Regions from separate parts of the Homo sapiens genome. Here all the other regions are linked to region 1. A link is a contact called in ENCODE Hi-C or POLR2A ChIA-PET data. All regions are on one chromosome and are shown on one strand. The core of a region is the stretch at or near the end of the contact, and the rest is flanking DNA. Distances in the headings are between cores, read along the strand shown. Region 1 holds the start of LINC03027 (long intergenic non-protein coding RNA 3027). Region 2 overlaps PIP4K2A (phosphatidylinositol-5-phosphate 4-kinase type 2 alpha). Region 3 overlaps PIP4K2A (phosphatidylinositol-5-phosphate 4-kinase type 2 alpha).

What was found. A loop is a pair of places that touch in the nucleus more often than their neighbours do. ChIA-PET counts read pairs that join two places held with the same protein, here RNA polymerase II (POLR2A). Pooled maps may share reads with other maps.
Region 2: a loop to region 1 is called in a map of CD4-positive, alpha-beta memory T cell, with 3 times the contacts of the local background. The contact joins the enhancer-like site here to the promoter of LINC03027 in region 1. A Hi-C loop is called at or near these places in 1 of 168 maps with a recorded cell type or tissue (CD4-positive, alpha-beta memory T cell), 3 of 37 single-sample maps with no recorded cell type and 12 of 50 pooled maps. POLR2A ChIA-PET finds 5 or more read pairs at or near these places in 7 of 52 experiments (CD4-positive, alpha-beta T cell, CD8-positive, alpha-beta memory T cell, HEK293T and 4 more).
Region 3: a map of CD14-positive monocyte shows a loop between it and region 1 (3-fold over the local background). The contact joins the enhancer-like site here to the promoter of LINC03027 in region 1. A Hi-C loop is called at or near these places in 6 of 168 maps with a recorded cell type or tissue (B cell, CD14-positive monocyte, PC-3 and 3 more), 1 of 37 single-sample maps with no recorded cell type and 12 of 50 pooled maps. POLR2A ChIA-PET finds 5 or more read pairs at or near these places in 11 of 52 experiments (CD4-positive, alpha-beta T cell, CD4-positive, alpha-beta memory T cell, CD8-positive, alpha-beta memory T cell and 8 more).

The regions. Positions count from the first base shown.
Region 1 is chr10:22,435,752-22,439,887 of GRCh38, reverse strand. LINC03027 (long intergenic non-protein coding RNA 3027) reads left to right here and starts at 1,959. Exons shown (of 1, transcript NR_036533.1): 1 at 1,959-4,136. It overlaps LOC105376449 (a long non-coding RNA gene), which reads right to left and starts at 2,813. Exons shown (of 4, transcript XR_001747392.2): 1 at 2,737-2,813. RefSeq lists enhancers at 1,544-2,044, 2,052-2,211, 2,045-2,545, 2,512-2,561 and a silencer at 3,032-3,211.
Region 2 is chr10:22,680,637-22,684,772 of GRCh38, reverse strand. The region is part of intron 1 of PIP4K2A (phosphatidylinositol-5-phosphate 4-kinase type 2 alpha); the gene reads left to right. Among named protein-coding and RNA genes, the nearest start is that of PIP4K2A, 32 kb to the left of the region's middle. RefSeq lists enhancers at 720-789, 1,330-1,549, 2,290-2,409. Within about 2 kb of position 2,437, at least 19 of the 41 ENCODE cell types and tissues checked have a DNase peak (open chromatin) inside an H3K27ac peak, as active enhancers do; they include CD4-positive, alpha-beta T cell and endothelial cell of umbilical vein, where a contact is called at or near this core.
Region 3 is chr10:22,609,547-22,613,682 of GRCh38, reverse strand. PIP4K2A (phosphatidylinositol-5-phosphate 4-kinase type 2 alpha) reads left to right here. Exons shown (of 10, transcript NM_005028.5): 2 at 3,966-4,063. Among named protein-coding and RNA genes, the nearest start is that of PIP4K2A, 100 kb to the left of the region's middle. RefSeq lists an enhancer at 2,604-3,138. Within about 2 kb of position 1,767, at least 8 of the 41 ENCODE cell types and tissues checked have a DNase peak (open chromatin) inside an H3K27ac peak, as active enhancers do; they include B cell, CD14-positive monocyte and CD4-positive, alpha-beta T cell, where a contact is called at or near this core.

The DNA.
Region 1 (4,136 bases), core at 710-3,209:
GTTTAATTTTGCTATTCTCCACATTATTTTTTGTTGTATATTACTATAAAATTGGTTATGGTCAACCAAAGTCTTGTGAAGGAAACAGTCTCATGGAAGAGTGAAAGCTGATTTGATTATAATAGCTAATAGTAGGATTTGTGAAGTAATTTTCACTTACACAACACTCAACTGAAGAAAACCAGCAAGATCATTTTTAGGCTTTTTAAATATTACAGGCATAAAAAATAAACTTTTAGAAATGGATTCATTCTGGTTAAAAGTTTTTTTTAAAAGGATCTGACTTTTAAATTGTATTTCATCATATATTTTTGACATGTTCATATCTCAGATGAGTTGAGGGACTGAAGAAATGAGTTTTTAAAAAATTGGTGAATAAAGGGAACCAACTAGCAAAGAAGGTGGTTGTGGCAAATGTAAAAATAAGAAGAAAGATGTAGTGAAAGGATGAAAGGGCCCTGGGAGTGGAATAATATGAAAGAGGGGACTTTTGTGTTTTGTTCACTGCTGTATCTACAGCATCTAGAACAATGCCTGGCACATGAAAAATGCTCAACAAATACAGTGTACTTGTTGAATAAATGACCTCCAAGGATACCTCCAGTTTTGTGTACCAGGATGCGATAATTACTGGGTGATTGAGGAATACACTAAATTTTTAACTTTTTTATTTAGAGCTTTCCAGCAGTACTGACACAGGTGTTATAAACTTTCCCTGCCAAGATGTGGCCTTTTCCTAACGAAAAGTTCCAAAGGAATGGAGATTGAGACTGGAGTAGTTTCTTAGAGGAGGTGGCTACTCCGATCCTCTTCACTCCAAAATAAAGTGTACTCCCGCTCACTTCCCTCAAAACAAATCCACCACTTATAAATGTGCAACCTGTGGGGCCATTTTTGAAACGTGTAATAAATAGGAGGATGTGGCCAATTTTCAGCTGAAACACTCCCCAGATATGCCTCCAAGCACTGTGTACACCACCATCTTGTAGGTGTTCTGAATGTCCCCAAGCCCCATGTTTTGCTCACGAGGCATGCCACCCTAACTCCCTGCTGCTGGAAATGAGAATATGTCTGAGGGTAACAGATGAACAGTAATAAATGGCTTCCATTTTCTTCATACATTTTTGATGGGCTGACCTCAGAGAACCAATCCCTCTAATGAAGTGGAAGGCATCCTAGAAGTGAGAGCTCACTTGTTTCACTTTCTTATTTGGAAAATGGAATGCTGGCGTGACCCCTTCTTAGCTATTCCTAATGTATTACTGCTCCAAAACACAAAGAGCAGGTTCAGAGATAACTTCTCCTTGCATCATTCGCCTTTTGGTTTTATGTTTGTCTCACAATAACTTTAGATAATGTGCCCTGTTTCTTTTTTTTCCACTGATTCAGCAAGTATTTACAAAGCCCCCAGAACACTGCTAGGTACCCTGCTAGGCTCCAGGGAACAAAAAATTCCCTGCTCTCCAAAAGGAGATAAAAATCAAGTGGGCAGAGAAGCCAATAAACGTGTAAAATGCGTTATCATACCAGGAGGTTATAAATGCTACAAAGAGAAATAAAACAGGAGTATGGGAGATGGGCAGTAACAAAAAGCTCTAAATCCAAACTTTACTACGCTGCTGTCAAAAAAAAAAAATATTCTATGCTCCCCCCAACCCTGTTTTGTTTTTTGTTTTGTTTTGTTTTGCCCTTGCAGCTTGCCAGCTCTAACAATAGCTGCCTTTTAAATAGTAGTCACTCTGAGGGATGAGAAATTACCTAATGGGTCCAAAGGACACTATTTGGGTGGGGGCAGCACTGAAAGCCCAGACTTCACCACTCTGCAATACCTGGAAGCAACAAAGCTGCACTTCTACCTCCTGAATCTAAAAACAAAACTAAAATAAACAATAGATTCTTCACTGCTGACTCCAAGCCCCTTTCTTAGGTTCGGTTTCCTCCCGCTTCTCTGACCAGGCGCTTCCATGGGCTCTGCATAAAAATTCGAAGATGATGGGATCCCCAAATCAGCTAGCAGCCCCACAGCCCTCCCGCCTTCCTCCCCTCTCTCCACGCCTCCCCCAGGCCGGCGATGCCGTCAGGGCCCGTGTCTGAGGCGTCCGGTGGATTCAGCAGAACAAACATCATAAAAAGATTATTTGCGAGAGGAGAAGACGATGCTGTGAGAACTTGGTCCCAGAGACCGTCTCAGAGCAGCAGAAAAACCGCAGGAAACCTAAGGAGCACGACCCTGACGGCGACGGAGGGGGTGCGCGCGGACAGCACTGTCACCTCCCGCCGACGCCAGGGCTCAAATCGGAACGAAGACTGGGCGGCCACAAATGCCGGCTTCTCCTTTCTTTCGCTGAGGCGGAGAAATCGCCCAGCGGTGCCCGGCGCGCCTCCCGCGGAAAGCGGGCGGTGACCATTCCGACAGGCCGTCCGCAGCGCTCCCTTTCCGCAGACAAAGCTGCCTCGAAAGGCGCTCCGCGGCTCCCGAGTCACCACGTTCCATTCGGCAGAAGAAAGCGAAAGCGGCCGCTCCCTGTCAGGCAGCCAGACAATAGCGGCGGGCAGGCCGCTCCACGCCAGCATCTTTGTTTCCCTCGCGCCGGGAAACGAAGTCTCCGGATACCACAGAAACCAGAAGCCGATACCACAGAAACCAGAGGCCGCTCTTCCCGCTCGGACGTTTACAGCGGGCGGGAGCGTGGCGGCCACCTCCGTCTTGGGGAAGCGGCAGGTTGAGCCCCGCACCTTGCTGTGCCCTCTAGAGCGAGCGGAGGAAGCAGGCGAAAAGCTGCTGCGAGATGTTGCGGCCTTGCAGACGTCTCAGCTCCTCCCGGCACGGCGGCCTGGTAAGGCGGGAAGTAGCGCCGGCCCCGCGCGGAAGGAAACGTGCAGCGCGATGCGGCTTAGCGCGGCTTTATAGAGCCGAGGCTTTATAGAGCCGCGCCCCGGCGACCCCTGCGGTGACTGCTGTCGGTCCGCGTTGTGTGTGTTCTCTGTTTCGGCCTCCGCTGCCCGCTGCGGCCTTGCCCCTGCGCCTCGGAGTAGCCGCCGCGGGCCTGTCTGCTGGAGCAAGGAGACCCGGAGGCCGTCCCAGGGGCGAGGGGGTAGCGGCCCCGGCCTCTTGGGCCCTCGGCCTCGCGCCCACCGAGCCCTCTGCCCGGGTTTGGTTGGGTGTGGAGCTTGCGACGCGCCCACTTCCTGGGCTGTGCTTCTGCCCGAGCTGATGCCTCGCCGCGACGCCAGGCCCTATCTTGACAGCGGGTGCCAGCAGGTCCAGGCCTACTGACGGGCGGAAGTCGGCCCGGTGCCCCCTCACACGCCCACACGCCGGGCGTGCCTCAGTTTCCTCTATTGTGACAGAATAGAGATGAGACGATGCAGGTTAAAATTACCTACCGGCGCATAATGAGTTCTCCAGCATCTAGCTAGTTCTACCATAGGATTAATACCCAAAACCACGTGGGTGGAGCTGAAAAACACGATGCTGTGGGGGGAAGAACCCAAAAAGCCATAGTCGGTCTGATGTCCATTTATAGGACATTCTAGAAGAAGCAACAGTGGCGATGCAAAGCAGTTGCCTGGGAAAGGAGTGGAACAGGACAGAATGGAATGCACAGGAGCGGGGGAACTTTGGGGCAGTGGTGGGACAATTTCATATCTTAATAGGAGCGGCGGCAACATGACGTATACAGTCGCCCCAAATCATCAAACTGTAGTTTCTAAATGGGTACGGTTTATTAACATTCAAATTATAAGAAAAGTCATTTCCTCAAAAGTTTCGGGGTTGGGGGAAGAGTTAAAGAAGGTCGTGGCTAGGTGGTTGTTGAGGAATAAGGGAGAAAATCACAGTTTACAAAATCTGAGAGCTGAATCCGTGCTGTTTCTCGATTGAGAAGCAGTGGACATCAGCAGTAGGAATGGCTCAGGTCCAAGAAGGCTATGCCCTACCAGACCCGGTTGATGTGCTTCCCCGGATTTACTCTGTCCCACCGTCCACCTCCACCCCGGCCTGCACCTCTCGCTTAGGGTAGAGGCCTGGCCTCCAGTGCCATCTCCCGACAGCCTCCCCCAGGTGAAGGTCATGCTTCAGCACTGCCTCCCTGACAGAGGCTCTGATGATGGGATGCTCTGACTCAGACTCAGGT
Region 2 (4,136 bases), core at 1,188-3,687, 240 kb before region 1:
CACAGAAGTGTTCAAGGAACTCCAGGGTAATTTACAAATGGCCACTTTGCCATATGCCTGAGACACTGGAAAGATTTTTAGTGGGTGGCATCCTATAGACCAGGGATTGTTTTGATGCCAGGGAGCTCGAGCTGATACTGGACATTGGAAGGTGTGTCAGGTTTTCTGATAGACAAATTATGTTTCACTAATAGAATGTTTTGTTTGAGGTAGGGAATATTTTTAAGAGGACAAGGAAAGCCAATAGGTATATTTTTAAAAATTATGAACATATATGTATAAGAAACAGTATAATGAAACAAGCGCATTACAAAGAATAATGATAAAACACATTGTGTGTTAGCTTTTGGCAGAAGGAATATAAGCTTAAAAGTTTTTTAAACAACTTTCTTTGGCAAAAGAAGTAGAGGCAGTGGCAATCAAAGAAAAAATAAGGGATTCAGACAAAGCGTACCTAGTATTAACTGTTAGTACCACAGATACTAATGCTGGTTTTTAATTAAAACGACCCAATCAGTAATGTCTTTGAGATTGCCTAAATTTACATTTTGCTCTCAAGTATTTTTAAGTCATAAAACAGCAAGCCAGTGGGGAAAATAAACTGAAAGATGGTTTGCCACAGGCCTGAAACTGTGAGTGGGGAAGTTGGCATACTAAATTGTAATACAGACAGATGTGAGGTAATGCATTTAAGGGGGGGAAAAAGACTACATTCTACACACAAAGTAATGGGCTCCAGGCTTCTTGTGAGTATTTCAGATAGGAATCATTCAGTTTCTAATGGGTATTTGGCCGATGTGGTGCTTATTGTAGCCAGGAACGTTCCGGGCAAGGAAGCGCTGGGCGATTCCAGGAGAGATATAAAGAAAATATTTCAAGATCTGACACACTTTGAATTGTGTGTGTGTGTGTGTGTGTGTGTGTGTGTGTGTGTGTGAACTGCTTGGTAGGAAAGCTACAAGAGAGACTGGGAAAGGCTAAGGGAGGGGCGACTGAAAGAGGTACCAAACCATGAGAAGAAATTACAGTCAGGAGGGACGCTGCAGTCTGGAAAGATGAAGCTGTGATTAAAAACCATGATAAACACGTGCTCAACAGACTTCTTTATCAAACCCTGCAGAAGGGAACAGAAGAAAGCAGTTGCTGCTTGAGGGGGAAAGTTAATGGAAGAAGAAAATAACTTGTTTTCGACAGTTGACAAAGCAGTTTCACCTTTGTCATCTCACCTGACCTGTACCCAGCACTGAGGAGAAGGCTGGGGACAAGTCATTATTCACATTTGACAGATGAGCAAACAGATCAGAGTAAGTGACTCGGCTAAGTCCACACTGTCAGCTCTGCGGTCAGGATCAAACCTGGCTCTGACTCAGGTCCCCTTGCACTTGGCCCACCTCTGAGTTGCGAAAACTTGGGGTCTGTACCACAGCATGGAAGACTTAGGATCACTGTGAAAAACTGTGACTTAAGATCACAGTGAAAAACGGCAAATGCAAATACTGTTAAAGCCTTGACTCGGTGGTATGAGCAGAACTCATAAGAGTTGAGTCAGAGAGCAGTCCAGGTGTCTTCAGCTCAGATAGCTGCCCTTGCTAGAGAGGCTGCTGGTTGAACAGTAATTTATCAGCTTGATCCAACATAAAGTTTCTTCATTTTTATTTATACTGTACTGTCGTGTCAGCTGTTTTTGTTGTTGTTGTTGTTGTTGTTGTTTTTCTTTTTCTTTTCTTTTTGGCTTCAGAAATGGCCTCAGCTACGCAAAAATAAAGAAGGATCTGAAAGATCAGTCTTGTTGTAAAGAAGACAGCAGGTGACATGGTAGATGACCGCACATTGTTCATTCCCAAGGTCATGGGTAGTGCCAGGATTTTCAGACGCAAATGATGCATATGTAAAGATGACTGGACCATCTGTGTCTCTTCAGATCCTGTTGCAATTACCAAGTGTTCCCAGCAAGGGTTAATGTGGTGTGTGAACCTGACTAACCTCAGGTTCTAGTTCTCCCTCCCTGAGTAGAGAGTCTAGGAGCCAAGTTCAGACTGGCTCAGTCTGGAGGAATTCACAAGTGAGGCAGGTTTAATGGAAGAACAGATACTCTGAGGTTTTGGAGGGCCTGTGATGTGCTTGTCAGCGGGTTCCTGCTTCTGCCACCCCCACCACGGAGCACCAACCATGTGGTTTGTTCTTTGTGTACTTTGTTAGCTAAACTCTCAAGTGTCAAGTTGATGGCACTTTTTTTTTAGGTTCATGGACACTGTTACTGTCCAATAATTTGTAAGTCAGCAATGCTTTGTTTTATCAGTAAAATAAAACACTATATTAGGAATAGCATGATCAGAACAGGGTGGTTTCCTAATTTTTAGATTGCTGGCCTTTTCTAGAAAATAAAGGCAAGGTGTGCATACTTGAGGTTTGAGGGCTACCATTGCCTCCTGGCAGAGGAAATGAGTAGGCCTGATAGTTGCTAGGTTAAAAAGAAACAGTAGTTGAAATACTGAGAAAAGTTTAATGAAAAGTAACTTTGGCTCTTAAGTAGAACAGTTTGAGGACAGTGAAAAATTCAGTAGCTAAGGGTTGTGTGCTCTCTACACAGGGATGGTGTGTGGATTTGTGGATAAGGTATGCAACAGAGTACTCCTCTTTGAGCATTTTTATATCTTGAATTAACTATAGCACAGGAGTTGGCAGACTATGGCTTGTGGGCCAGATCTGGCCCGCTGCTTGTTTTTGTGTGGCCACGAACTAAGGATAGTTTTTACGTATGTACAAAAAAAAAAATGGTTTTCTAAAAAAGTATTTCATAATGTGAAAATTCTATGAAATTCAAATTTCAGTGTCTGTAGATAAGTTTGATTGGAACAGAGCCACACTCATTTGTTTGCCAGTTTGTAGCTGCTCAAACAGCAGAGGTGAGTCATTGTGACAGAGACTGTGTGGCCCGCAGAGCCTAGAATTATTTACTGTCTAACCCTTGCAGGGAAAGTTAGTCAGTTTCTGCTACAGTAAAATATTGCTGGTAGCTGAAATTAGGAGTTTTCACCTCTTTTCCTGCGTTTTATTTTTTAATTTTAATTTAATTTTATTTATTTTATTTTTTTTTAGAAATAGGGTCTTGCTCTGTCACACAGGCTAGAGTACAGTGGCGCCATCATGGCTCAATGCAGCCTCTACCCCCCAGGCTCAAGGCATCCTCCTACCTCAGCCTCTTGAGTATGTGGGACCACAGGTGCATGCCACCACACCTGGCTAATTTTTAAAATTTTTTGAAGAGACAAGGTCTCACTGTGTTGCCAAGGCTGGTCTCAAACTCTGAAACTTAAACAGTCCTCCTGCCTGGGCCTCTCAAGGTGATGGGATTACAGGCATGAGCCACTGTGTCTGGCTGAGAAGCCAGGTCTTGAGAAGCCAGGTGGCTCAGAAGGCCTAGCTGACAGTGTAGGGGAGACAGAGGTCCCCTCCAACCTCCCTTTAGCTCTTAGTGGGCTCTTCAGCTGGATCTAGAAGTCAGGTTGACATCAGGCAGATTAATAGGAGAAAGGAATACAAATTTTCTTAGTGTTACTTGCACCTGGGAATCTTTAAAAGAGTGAAATCCAAAGGAATTGGCCAAAGCAAGACACTTTTATGCTGAGAACGATACATTTGAGAAGAAATGACAAGAAAAAATCTGGGGCAGTACATTTCTAGGGGAGTCACTGGGAGGATACATGGGGAGTATAAAACAGGTAGAAGATAAGGGCTACTTCCAGAAATTTCCTTATTCAGGTTAGTTGCATCTTCCAAACCCTAGTCTCTGGGATAAGGGCTATTTTCTCGCCTGAATAGGTGAGGGGCCCCTCCCAAAGGAATCTTTGTGGCTTGCTACATGCAGGAAGACCCAGGTCACCTGGCTTGTTGGGGTCAAGTTGGAATCTACAACTTTTTCAGTGTTTTCAGCTCACACTAATCAATATAAAAATCCGGCATATTTTGGGATGGCATGTCCTTCACTCTTTGAACAACATCACCAAGACCTCAATACATGTGTAGGGTCACCTTGGATCACCAGCCCTCGCTGAGCTGTCGCAGGAACACAATGTTGAGCCTCCTTGAGTTCTTGACCCATGTCATTATGAGCCAATAAAATGGCAGTGGTTTTA
Region 3 (4,136 bases), core at 518-3,017, 170 kb before region 1:
GCCCAGCCTCCTGTCTCTATTTAAACTTGTCCATCCACATTCTGCAGTCCCCTTTTTAAGCTCTCTGTGTTCTCTTTAACCTTTGAAGTCCTCAGCCTGCTTCTCACTCTTAGCAGGTGGCCATGGCCCTAATCCCCAGAGAAAATAGGAGCCAGTGGTCGGGAGCCCCATCTTCCCTCCATCAGTTCTGCTCCCTCCCCATGACACCTATCTCTTTTCCCTCCTGTGAACAGGAAAGTCGCTTCCCTCCTCAGAGCCTCTCCTTCCTGCATGCCTGAATCCCATCCCCTCCCACTTTCTCGAGAAGTGCTACGGAATGTCCCTTCTCTGTCAGGTCCTCCCTCTGTCCCTCATCCCTCTTCATCTCGCTCCTGTCCTTCCCTGCCAGGCTCCTTAGAAATCAGCCCTGTGCAGTGCCAGCATTTCCTTAACTCAACTTAGTCTGGGTTCCATTGCTACACTCCACCGAAACAACTCTGCCAAGGTTGCCAAGGACCTCCTGTGCCGTTCAATCTGGCTGACATTTCCCAGTCCCTGCCTTCTCAAAAGCATCATGATCATCCCATAGCATGTTTGAACCCCCTTTTCCCTTCACTCCCATTGGGTGGCCCTGTGCTTTTTCACTTCCTGCCTCGATGGCAGTTTTCCCCTTTCTCATCCTCTTCTCCAGGCTTGGAAACATTCCCGTTCTTGAAGACTGCTTCTCCGCCTTCCTCCCCATCACACCGGCCCCTCTCCAGGTTACCTCATCCACTCCTCTGGGGAGCTAATGTCTGATGCACAGATACACACATTTTTATCTCTTGCCCCTGCTGCCCCTGGGAACTTCAGACCCACCTGTCCACGGCCTACCTGACATTGACACTTAGATGTCCCAAGAGCGCATGAAGTTTAACAAGCTCAAAACTGAACTCTTCTCTTAAGATGCATTGTGCCAGTCGTTGGACCCACCAGCTTCCCCCGCATGCATGCAGCATTCCCTCCATCTTTCCCTACATTTCTAGTCTGTCATCATCAAGCCCCATAGATTTCAGCACTTCAGCATGCCGGAGTCTCTCTGCTTCTTTCGTTTCTGCTGCCGCCTCCGCCCTCTGCTGAGCTGCTCTCCTCTGTCTGGTGCAATTCTACAGCAGCCGCTTCCCGGTGCTCCTGGGCCTGTTGTTCATCCCTTTCATGCCACGCACCTTGTCTATTTCTGCACTGTTTTCCCATTAACAGTGTCCCCTCCTCTCTAGGACTCGCCTTCTTCCTGGAAGCCCTGTCCACCTGCCCTCTCCTTTCTCCACGAGCCATTGCTGCCCAGGGAAGCCTCACATGCCTCCCCCATCTGGCCTGGGCCTTTTCCATACTTGCTCGTAGCCCATTGTGCTTCTCCCTCCTGACTCTGTCATTGTTAGAGTTCAACACTTGGGGCAGTTCTTCAGTTAATGTGTCTGCCCCTCTGGACCATAAGCCCCAAGAGGACAAAGACTGGTGTCCGAGCTGTGCCCAGCACAGAGTGGACTCTTAAAGGTTGTGCTGACGCGAGGATGGGTGGGGAAGGAAAATCAATAAGGAAAATTCTCAGTTTACTCATTCCATGTTGGCTGAAGTTTTCATATTTTCTCCACAAAACATGTTCCAGAGCAGGTACCATAAAGCAAAAGGATGCAGAAAGTTTCTGGTTTCCTGTTTCCTGTCTGAGAAGACTCTCTTAAGTGATACTGATTTAAGCAGCCTGAGGAGGCATCAAAGCTTTGGAGGATCTGCTGAACACATCACGCGCATTTAAATAATCAGTGTCTGATCCCACCTCCACGTTGGGTTTCGCTTTCTCTTGTTCCACAAGATATCGAAGTGCTGATTGAGTTGGCATCCAGCTTCATTCGCATTGTGTTTATTATCACAAGACTTGGATTTCCATTATGATTTTCTTTTTCTGTTATTTTTCAAACTTTGATATTCCACTGATAGCATAAGGATACATAAACTTTAATTTTTCATAGATATACTCTGGGAATGACTTAGTATCATAAGATGCTTGAGTAAAGTGAACTGGAGAAGCTATATGACGTTAGATTCCTGTTTTTGTTCAGTGGGTTTGAGAAGCTAGCTGTCAGCTGTCACTATCATTCCTCTGTTGTGTTTGCCTTTTCTCTCTGGCCACCATTCCTTTCTTCTCTTTGCATTTGGCCTTCTTTAGTTTAACTACAGCGTATCTAGGTATGCTTTGAGTATTCTTACTTATATATTGCTTTGAGTATTCTGCTTTTTTTTGTTTTTTTTTTGTTGTTGTTGTTTGTTTTTTGTTTAACAGACATGGATCCACTCTGTCACCCAGGCTGGAGTGCAGTGGTACAATCACAGCTCACTGCAGCCTTGAAATCCTGGATACAAGTGATCTTCCTTCATCAGCCTCCTAAGTAGCTGGGACTACAGGTGCACACCACCACGCCCAGCTAACTTTTGTTATTTTTTTATTTGTTAGAGACGAATTCTGTTGCCTAGGCTGGTCTCAAAGTCCTGGGCTCAAGCAGTCCTCCTGCCTCAGCCTCCCAAATTGCTGGGATTACATATATGAGCTGCTGTGCCCAACTGTATCTACAGATTTATAACGTGCATTAATTGTGGAAAATTCTGAATCATTATTTTTTCAAATATAATCATCTTTTGTTCATCTTCTATTTCTGTATAATTTCTCACAGCTTAAAAAATTCTATATCTGATCATCTTAGTAACTAAAGTCTTGAAAATATTAATTAGTCGTTGCTGTCTCTGTGAGCTCATGTTTGATTGATCTTCATCTGTGGGAAGCCTGGAGGCCTGGCAGGGGTTGCTCTCCTCCGGAGATCATTTACATTTACTTCCACCAGGTGTTGGGGCCACTTTCAAAGGCTTCCTTCAAGGATCTCAGGTTAACGTTGAAGCCTTTGTTGAGCTCCCAGCTTTCGTTTGGCCCAAGTAAGTGTTGAAACTGGCATTTGTCCTCGGAGTCCCTCCTTTCAGGCTTGCTTAATGGTCCCCACACTCCCTGTGGATTAAACTCACTTTGGGGGAAGAAAGGTGTCTTGGAGATTGCCTCTACTGTCTGTGAACCCAGCAATGTGATTAAAAAAAACAAATAGCTCTATCAAGCAGCTCATTCTTTTGTTGTTTGCTTGTTTTGTTTTTGTAACTGAGAATCCTTCAGCGTACCTGCCTTCTATCCTACTGGAAGCATAAATCTTTGACATGGTTTTTATTGCTAGCAACAAGGAAAGTCAACATGCAAAAATAGTTAACGAAGAGAAAGTTCAGGTTTTTCAAAATTGTGTCCAAAGCTGTCCCTTTCATTCACTGGAACTTGATCTTACCCTTTGTCCTTTGGAAACACATCTTTGCTTTTGTTCTTGACTCATGTCCAACCCACCTCCTTCTCTTGTAGTCCTGGGACCACGTGTCTTCTTCCTTCCCTGAATGGAGGTTCTTCTTTTGGTAAATTCATGCCCCACCCCAATCTTTATTTTTAAACTTAGTTCCTGTAAGGGAAGTAAAGAGCACACAGATGAGTTCAATATATAAATCACGTCCATTAATCCAACAAATATTTACGTGAAAAATTTAAAAGCTTTCTTTCTCAGATAACATTTTCTTTACAGAAGGAAGTTGTCCTGGACATGTGACCAAAGGGTCTGTGGGATGAGGTTGTGGAGGGAAGGTAGGGAGAGTGGATGGGCAAGAAGCAGGGACAGGTGGCATGAGGATTGACTCTCCCTCACCACTGCCGTCCGGTGGCCACCATGGACCCAGCATCAGACAGACATAAGAAGTGGGAATGAGGAAGGCAGGAAGAGAGATTATGATGGCAGAGGGAAGGAGGGTGGGTTGGTGGGTGGGAAGAGAAGTTCCTGTGTCCACCATGTTTTTTTTCCCAAGGTACACATTCAAGTCAAGTCCTCCTCACCTGGATAGTAATAACCCATGCTATTTATTTTATATTTTTCCAGATCAATGAACTGAGCCATGTTCAAATCCCTGTTATGTTGATGCCAGATGACTTCAAAGCCTATTCAAAAATAAAGGTGGACAATCACCTTTTTAACAAGTAAGTACAAGTATGACCTTTCATAAGACTAGCGTGGCTGCTAGGAGTACAAGTTTTGTGAATTTTTGTAATC